Regions from separate parts of the Homo sapiens genome. Here region 2 is linked to region 1. Evidence: read pairs that join two places in POLR2A ChIA-PET (ENCODE). Cell type or tissue: A673. All regions are shown on one strand. Each heading gives the region's core, and the rest is flanking DNA. Links, peaks and the distances in the headings are about the cores only. Region 1 overlaps SV2B (synaptic vesicle glycoprotein 2B). Region 2 holds the start of LOC105370972 (a long non-coding RNA gene).

Region 1 (4,398 bases), core at 101-4,100:
CTTCTAATACTAAGTTCTTGAGGATATATGTACATCCTATTTTCTCTCTTATTTTTATTAATTTATTTATTTTTGAGATGGAGTTTTGCTCTTGTCATCCAGGCAGGAGTGCAGTGGTGCAATCTCAGCTCACTGCAACCTCCGCCTCCCAGGTTCAGGTGATTCTCTAGCCTCGGCCTCCCAAATAGCTGGCATTACAGGTGCACACCACCATGCCTGGCTAATTTTTGTATTTTTAGTAGAGACAGGTTTTGCCATGTTGGTCAGGCGGGTCTCAAAATCCTGACCTCAGGTGATCCACCCACGTTGGCCTCTCAAAGTGCTGGGATTACAGGAATGAGCACGGCTGTACGTCCTATTTTCTACCTCAGTTTTTTTTCTCCAAATGTCATTTTTTTTTCCACCTCTTACTTTTTTATAGACTACATTTTGTTCATGGCACACTGTCATAATTGGTCCTTGGAAAAATGTCCTGTATTTTGTGTTATTCTAGTCATTTTTTCCTCTCACCTCCGTCCCCATTTACCTCCTTTCGTAGGCATCCATTCCAACACGTTTAGTAAGTCCACTTATGTATACTCATAAAATATATGTATTGTTTTATTTTTATGTATTTTATATACATAAATGGCATTGCACCGTGGTTTTGTTTTGTTTCTTCCTTTTTCACACAGTGCTATTTTAAAAGATCTACCCATGTTTATTTATATATGTATATATGTAGTTCGATACTTCTGACATTATAAAAATGTCAGTTTTCTCCAAAGTACCTTAGCACTACAATCTAATTATAAGAAAATCCCTTCTTTATCATGTTACCATCTCACACATAAATTTGGTAAGTCTTTCCATATGTTCAAGCCTTTTAAAAGCATTCTTTGAAAGAGTTTTAGATTTTCTCTGGAAAGGGCTGGTTCACTCCTTTTAGAAAAATTCCAGCCGGGCGCGGTGGCTCACGCCTGTAATCCCAGCACTTTGGGAGGCCGAGGCGGATGGATCACGAGGTCAGGAGATCGAGACCGTCCTGGCTAACACAGTGAAACACTATCTCTACTAAAAATACAATAAATTAGTTGGGTGTAATGGCGGGCGCCTGTAGTTCCAGCTACTCAGGAGGCTGAGGCAGGAGAATGGCATGAACCCGGGAGGCGGAGCTGGCAGTGAGCTGAGATTGCGCCACTGCACTCCAGCCTGGGCGACAGAGCGAGACGCCATCTCAAAAAAAAAGAAAGAAAGAAAGAAAGAAAAATTCCTTGATATTTTAAAGATTTTATTGCTATTTTGTTTTATCTTATTTCATATTATATTTTCTTGTTAGTTATTGCTGATAAAGAGAAATGCTATTTTTTTAAATTTTATTATTATTATACTTTAAGTTTTAGGGTACATGTGCACAACGTGCAGGTTTGTTACATATGTATACATGTGCCATGTTGGTGTGCTGTGATTTATGTTCATCTTTTATCTATCTACCTTGGATTATTACATCTATATGAATGATCTATGTAAGTGGTCATATCATTCATCAATAGTGATCATTATACCTTTTCATTTTCAGTGTTTTCTTTTTTTTTCCTTTATTTCTTTTTCTTGCATAATTGTCTTCTTGAGGACCTCCAGTACTATGTTTTATAGTTGTGGTAAAAATGCGCATTATTTTTTTGTTCATGATCGTAAAGTGAATGCATGGAAAATTCCCCCATTCAGCAGGATGTTTGCAGTAGGATTTTGGTAATCAGTATTTATCTGTAGTCATAAATACTTATTTGGAGTGCCTTCTATTTCATTCTGTTCTAAGTATCTTTAAATTTTCATTTTTGTTTCTTCTTTCTGCCAAAGGCAGAATATTTCTTAGTTTTCAGACATATGTTGTAGGTTTCTGATGTTCCCGTTTTATGGTCAGAGACATAATCTCTATGAAGCTTCTGGTACATTGTAGGATTTTGCAAATGTTCCATATGTTGTCAATACACCTATGCACACAAACTTTTTTTTAGTTCTTCTGTAACATGACTTTTCTTTTAGTCTTCTTTATGTTTTTTAGTGAAGGAAATATTACAATCTCCAGCTACAATGGTTGATTTATCTACTTCTCTCTGTAGTTTTATCAATGCTGCTTTGTGTATTTGGATATTATATTATTTAGAGGATTTTGTTCATGATCATTATAGTTTCTTGATCTAGTGTTTTGTCTACCTTTATTTATCATACCTCTGTCCTTATGATAATTTTTGCCTTAAATTCTATTTAGTCTGATATTAAGATGGTTACCCTGGTGGTTTTTTTGGTGTTTCTTTTTTTTTTTTTTTTTTTTTGACAGAGTCTTGCTCTTGTTGCCCAGGCTGGAGTGCAATGGTGCAATTTGGGCTCACTGCAACCTCCGCCTCCCGGGTTCAAGCGATTCTTCTGTCTCAGCCTCCTGAGTAGTTGAGATTACAGGCACTGGCCACCACACCCAGCTAATTTTTGTATTTTTAGTTTCAATTGACAAAAACTCCCTCTTTGATCAAACTTTGTACAGGCTCCTAGTAATCTTCTTCTCAATTAGGTCTTGTCTTTGGCCTGCTGAGCCCAGTTCTAGCAAAGAATCCTACTGAGATAGTTTAGAGAGAACCCTTCCACCCTGATACATCATCAAGTTATTAATCCCCCCCACCTTCATATCGAAGTACTTGCCTAACCTTTAGCAAGAATCTTGTTAAGCCAGTTTAGCAAAAATCTCTCTACTCTTGGTACCTAACTAAGTTCCTCTCAGTAATTTTCTACCCACTGACCCCCTTGTCTGCTTCTTGGCTGTAAATCCCAAGGTGTCTCGCTGCTTTTGGAGTTGAACTCAGCTCTGTATTGAAGTCTCTCTCCCCTACTGCGGTAGCTCAAATACAATTTATCTTGCCATTTGAAACAAATGTCTGGTGCAAAATTTTTCTCCTGCATAACCTCTCCATGTACTACTTTTGTTTTAAATACATCTCTTATAGGCAACATTTTGCTGGATATTTTTCAAAATACAACTTGAGAATCTCATCTTTTAATCAGTTAGTTTGACTTTTTATATTAACTAGTTATTACATTAGTATTTATTACTCTATCTCATTTTCTTTTTGAAAAACATTTTACACATCTTTTATAAAGATTTTTCTCTGTCTTCCTATTTTCCACTGGATACGTTAAATTTTATTTTATAAGTTTTAAAGTTTGAGTTTTATTTTTCTGGCGGTTACCCTTAGATTCCAGATCTTCCACCAGAGTGAATATATTAGCGTGTTCTTACCTCATGCTGGTCTCTCTGTCTCCTGCCCACTATCATATTAGTATTGATCTTTAGTTCTAGGATTTTATACATTTTTAAAAGTCATTGCTTATTTAAAAAATAAACCTTGTTAACATATTTATTCACTTTTCCTTCCATGCCTAGCAGGAAGGAATTTATTTTCTCTTTTTGTGGCACTGTTTGTCCTAAAAATTATTTTCAAAGTGTGTCTTTGTGTAATAAGCCCAGGCCTTGAATGACTAAAAGAATTTTCATTTCACTCTCGCATTTGATTATAAATTTGGCTGACATACAATTCTATGCTTTCTTGAATTCAGTTCCTCTCTAGGATTTCTGTTCCTTTCTCTAACTCTTTGTCAATAGGACTTCTTGAGTCTAGTGTTTCTGTCCTGAGGTCTGAGGTCAGTCTTGGAAGTGACTTTGGCCTCTTTAAACTTCAGGTTCCTCATGTGTAAAATGAGATAATATCAATATGGGTTTCACAAGGGATGTGATGAGAAATCAGTGAAGTAGTGTGTGAAACAATGTGACATTCTTGATGTGTTTATGAACAACAGTCTCTGAGTTGCTCCTAATATGGCTTTAAAATGGCTAACATAATTCTTCCCTTTAAAAAAGGATGGAGAAGAAAAGGGGAAGGCAGGTGACATTTTCTTTTATTTCACAAGGTAAAGGGAATTCACTCCAATTTTTCCCATTTTACAAAATCACAGAGTTTTGCTCGTAGTGGACAGATGAATGACTTTCAGTAACTTCTTTTTACGATGCAGACCTTAGGGACTGACACGTGACTCATAGCTTGAAACCAAGCTGTGCTATTTTTCCAGGCACCTGCTGTGCAGGCTCCTGAGGCTGGCCTGGATGGATGCAGTACATTGGCTTGGGCAGTTCAAACCAGTCATTTGCAGGCTGTGGCTGCTCTCATACTATGGATTATTTTTCCAATGTTTCCTCTCTGAAATGAAAAAAAGAGACACAAATCTATCTACTCATTTGTTTTCTGTCTGTTAATCCACAGTGGTCCCTTCGACTCAGTTCAGCATTTGTCTCTTGGGCATCTATCTTTGTTTGCTCAATATTGTTCCCGGTTCAGCTCTTGGAAGTCAATGAGTCAGGGATTCAGGAGA
Region 2 (4,398 bases), core at 317-4,316, 57 kb after region 1:
CGTACCAATACAAATACAAAAATAAAGCCTGCTGACAACAGCTGTCTCTGAGTGGTGGTATGATGAATAGATTATTGCTTTACCTTTTATACATTTTGGGGGGTATTCCTCAGATTTTCTTACAGTGAATAGGAATTACTTTTAGATTGTTTTATTTATTGAACAAATATTAATGGAGTACCTACTATGTGTACATCTCTGTGCTAGAGACACAGTGTCGAACTCTCCTCAAGCAAAATCAACATGGTCCCTTCGTCCAGGAGTTTACAGTCACAGGAGTTTGGCAAATATCAAACAAATAAATATATAACATCAAATAGAGACATGTGATACAAAGGAAAAGCAATAGTATGCTGCCAAAAGACTATCAGGGACGACTGAAATTTGGAACAGGAACCAACAAACTGTGGTCTACAAACCTATGACCAATTTTTTTTTTAACATTTTTAAAGGGTTGTAAATTTAGGAATAATAATATGATGTGACAGAGACCATAGAAGATTGGCAAAGTACATTTTACAAGTAAAATATCTATGCTCTGTCCCTTTATAGAAAAAGTTGGTGGAGCCTTAGTTTGGAACATCAGGGATGCCTTTCTAAGGAGATGACATTTAATGTGGGAACTGAAGAAATATGAGTTAGCAAAAAAAAAAAAAAAAAATCCCCCCTTCAAAGTCTTGTTAGAGGAAACTTCGAAAATATTTTTCAAAAAAAGCTTTTTATTGGAAGCTGGCTTCTTCTCCAGGTAAGGAGAGAGGGAGGTCTATTTAAAGGGCATACTACTAAAAATAAGTTTCCTATGCTATTCTCTATCCTTTTTCCTCATATTCCTTTAGTATATGATTGGCTTGTTTTTAAAATATCACCATCTTATTTTTATTTTTCTAATCCTGTGGCTTTCCAAGGTCCTAGACAATTTTAAGCTGTACTGCTAATAACATCAATAGCAGCTTTTATTAAATGTGCATTTACTTTGGTGCCAGGCATTTTGCTAGATACTTTAAATCCACTCCCCTATATAATCCTAACAACTCTGCAAAGATGGGCACCGAATTTTACAAAGATGTAATAGTGGTCAGAGAGGCTGAATGGGCTGCCCACAGGCATGCTGTGGTAGTCATGGAGCCAGGACCATGGCCCAGATGTCTCAGTCTCAGAACTGGGCTCTTTCTTGCATGGTGCCTGTCACTGCAGGCTCCTCCCTCTTCCAAGGAGGGGTATTCTATTTCCTTTGTTGTGTTACCACCAATTAAAAGTCTTTTCCACTCCACCACATCGCTCCTCCTTTCAACCTCCTCCTCCTCCTCCTCCTCCTCCTCCTCCTCCTTCTTCTCCTCTTCCTCCTTTGCTCTGCAAGTAGCAATCCTGGTTTTCAATTTCCTCAAAAATCTCAGTATATTAAGGGATCATTTCCCTAATATGCCACCGAGCTTGTTGAGTGAAATTGAGGGAAGATTGAATTTCTGGCTTTCTAACTAGTTCCTTATCTGCTTCACACTAAGGTAATTTTTGATAACTCCACTGCACTCTAATTTTCCAAATGTATTTTTTAAATTTCTTTTGCTAAAGACAGATTTTAAATGAGTCTAATAACATAGCCATTCCAGAGACATTGTTAATTTTGTATTTCCCTTCCCTGGTGATAGGCTCATTTTTCCTTCATTCTTCCTTTTCCTAGACTTCAAAGACAGCATTTGAGAAGCTCTTCTTATTCTCTCTGGTACCTCCATGACCTTGGACAGTGAGGTTTAGTAGTGAAAGCACAAGGCCTGGAGCCAGGAGACCAGAAATGCAGTGCCAGCAGGTCCTCGGCCAGCATTGAGGTTCTGGGCAAGTTATTGACCCTTTCTGGGGCTCAGCCTCCTCGTCTGGTAAAACTAAGGGGTTGGATTCAACATCTAACTTGTAAAGTTTTTCAATTTGTCTAGGTGTCTAGATCAGTCATGGGATAGTCAGGAGACAAATCATACCAGTTACTTGAAAAGAGAGATTTTAATGTAAAAATTATTAACAGGATGGGTGAAACGCTTTTGAAAAGTTTCACTGAGGTAGCAAATGCAGGGAGAAGCTACCTCCCCTAGGGCTTGGAGAATAAAGGAAAGAGATTGGAATGATTATAACTTAGAATCTTGAAAAGGGGTTCCATAAAGCTGCAACTCAGCTCTCTTAAGAGAGGCCCTGGCTGGCAGTTGCTGGTGTTGGAGAGGAGAATGAAGTGCAATGTGGCCTCTGCTAATTGGATGCAGCTGCTATCTAGAAAGGAATTGCTGCAGTCAGGCTGAAACCTACAGGGAACAGAAAGGACAGGTGCTTTCTTCTTTCCCCAGCCCTGAAGCCTCCCTCTAGCGCCCTCTATTGGCAGAGCCTAGCAGAGAGTGGCTGGCAAAACTGACCGGGATTTGTGGACCAAGTAAGGTCTAGGAGGGTGGCTTTGGAGCTGAGGGACAATAATTTCATAACTGCACAGTGTTCATTGCTAAGATTGCAAACTGGTAGGTTAGAAGCCACTTTTTTGTTAAGGATATCTTTATTATTATTATTCGATTCTTTTTAAAGTCATTTATCATAGTCGTACATATTTTGGAGCACCTGTGATATTTTGATCCATGTGTACAATGTCATAAAGATCCTTGTCACGCCTGTAATCCCAGCACTTTGGGAGGCCGAGGTGGGCGGATCACGAGGTCAGGAGATCAAGACCATCCTGGCTAACACGGTGAAACCCCGTCTCTACTAAAAATACAAAAAATTAGCCGGGCGTGGTGGTGGGCGCCTGTAGTCCCAGCTACTAGGGAGGCTGAGGCAGGAGGATGGCGTGAACCCGGGAGGCGGAGCTTGCAGTGAGCCGAGATCGTGCCACTACACTCCAGCCTGGGTGACAGAGCATCTAAAAAACAAAAAACAAACAAACAAAAAAATGCCTTGTATGGCCTTAAGTAGTTTAATCAAACATTTGTGTCTGAGTTTATGTTTTTAATCTGCATATCTTCTTCCTTGGAAATCCACAGTACTTCATCTTTCATTATTTACATTTTTAAAAAATTAATTTAAAATTAATGAATGGGAAGGCAACTTGGAGATCATCTCTAGTTCAGTAATCGGTTTATAAATGAGGTGATTAATACCCTCAGAAAGTGAGAGGTTTTGCTCCCAAATCATACAACTAGTGAATGAGATCTTTGGGTTCCAAGGCCTGGATTCTCATCATTATTTACTGTTTACAGGAGGACAGATGTGCTCTAGCCTCTTGCTACTCAAAGTGTGGTCCCCAGACCAGCAGCACTGGCCTCAGCTGGCAGCTTGTTAGAGATGCAGAATCTCAGGGCCCATCTCAGGCCTGCTGGATCAGTATATGATTTTAACAAGATCCCCAGGTGATTTATGTGCACAGTAAAGTTTGAGAAGTGCTGAAGACAGCTTTATTGAAGTAAAAGAAAAAATAGACTTTTATTGGATGCTAGTGTTTTTCTCTAGGGTGGACTCAGGGTGTGGGGTGTGGAGACTAGTTCTCAGCAAATCTCTGGAGCACTCCTCTAAGTCTCTTTTCCCTCTCCCTGCTTTCAGTTTATGGGCCCATACACATACATGCAAACACCCATGTGCACACACACAATCACACGTGCATGCATCCATACATCTACGTTTTCACACACACACACACACACACACACACACACACACACACATGTTTATGATCTGGCTTCTGTCCTACCTTCTAGCCTGAACCCTCACCAGATTCCCCTACATGAACTATGCTCTACTCACGCTAGGCTACTTACAAGAAGTTGCCCGAACATATCAGACTTTCTTTTTGCCTCAGTCACCAAATGGAAATCAGACTAAATTCTGTTTGTCTTTCAAGAACAGCTCAATGTCTTTCTCTTGGAAGCCTTCCCACATTGAGTGAATTATATCCAAGGTTTGCTCTTCTTCTGGGTTTTAATAATACCTGACAGATACCTTTATTGAGCACCTTTTTTCTCACTCATAGATAATCATACATTTTATTGTTTATCTCCTTGAAAGGATGGAACCATTCCTCACTTGACAAGCAATACTGGGGGTGAGCAGATGAAGAAAGAATGAACTAATGTAAAGAGAAGGAATCTAACAAATGCTTATCTGTAAAGAGCAGCAAAGTGTAATAGTTAAAGGATCGAGTTGGTTTTTTGAAAAGATAAACAAAACTGACAGACTTTTAGCTAGACTAAGGAAAAAAGAAGGCTCAAATAAAATTAGAAATGAAATGAAAGAGAAGGCATTACAACTGATACCACAGAAATATGAAGGATCACAGGAGATTATTATGAAAAATTGCACACAACCAGTTGTGTAATCTGGAAGAAATGCATACATTCCTAGAAACATGCAATCCGCCAACACTCAATTATGAAGAAA

What was found. ChIA-PET counts read pairs that join two places held together with the same protein. Peaks named below come from ENCODE experiments on the same cell type or tissue, not always from the same donor. Only the 100,000 strongest peaks of a DNase experiment are listed, where the experiment ranks them.
Region 2: POLR2A ChIA-PET joins it to region 1 with 5 read pairs; 3 of 35 experiments call an interaction of 5 or more read pairs at or near these places.

What each region holds. Positions count from the first base shown.
Region 1 is chr15:91,188,770-91,193,167 of GRCh38, forward strand. All of the region lies in intron 1 of SV2B (synaptic vesicle glycoprotein 2B), which reads left to right. Among named protein-coding and RNA genes, the nearest start is that of SV2B, 91 kb to the left of the region's middle. In A673, for the core only: no CTCF peak of the experiment used is centred there; no DNase peak of the experiment used is centred there.
Region 2 is chr15:91,245,423-91,249,820 of GRCh38, forward strand. All of the region lies in intron 2 of SV2B (synaptic vesicle glycoprotein 2B), which reads left to right. It overlaps LOC105370972 (a long non-coding RNA gene), which reads right to left and starts at 655. Exons shown (of 3, transcript XR_007064760.1): 1 at 1-655. In A673, for the core only: a CTCF peak has its summit at 2,363 (motif pointing left); a DNase peak (open chromatin) is centred at 2,329.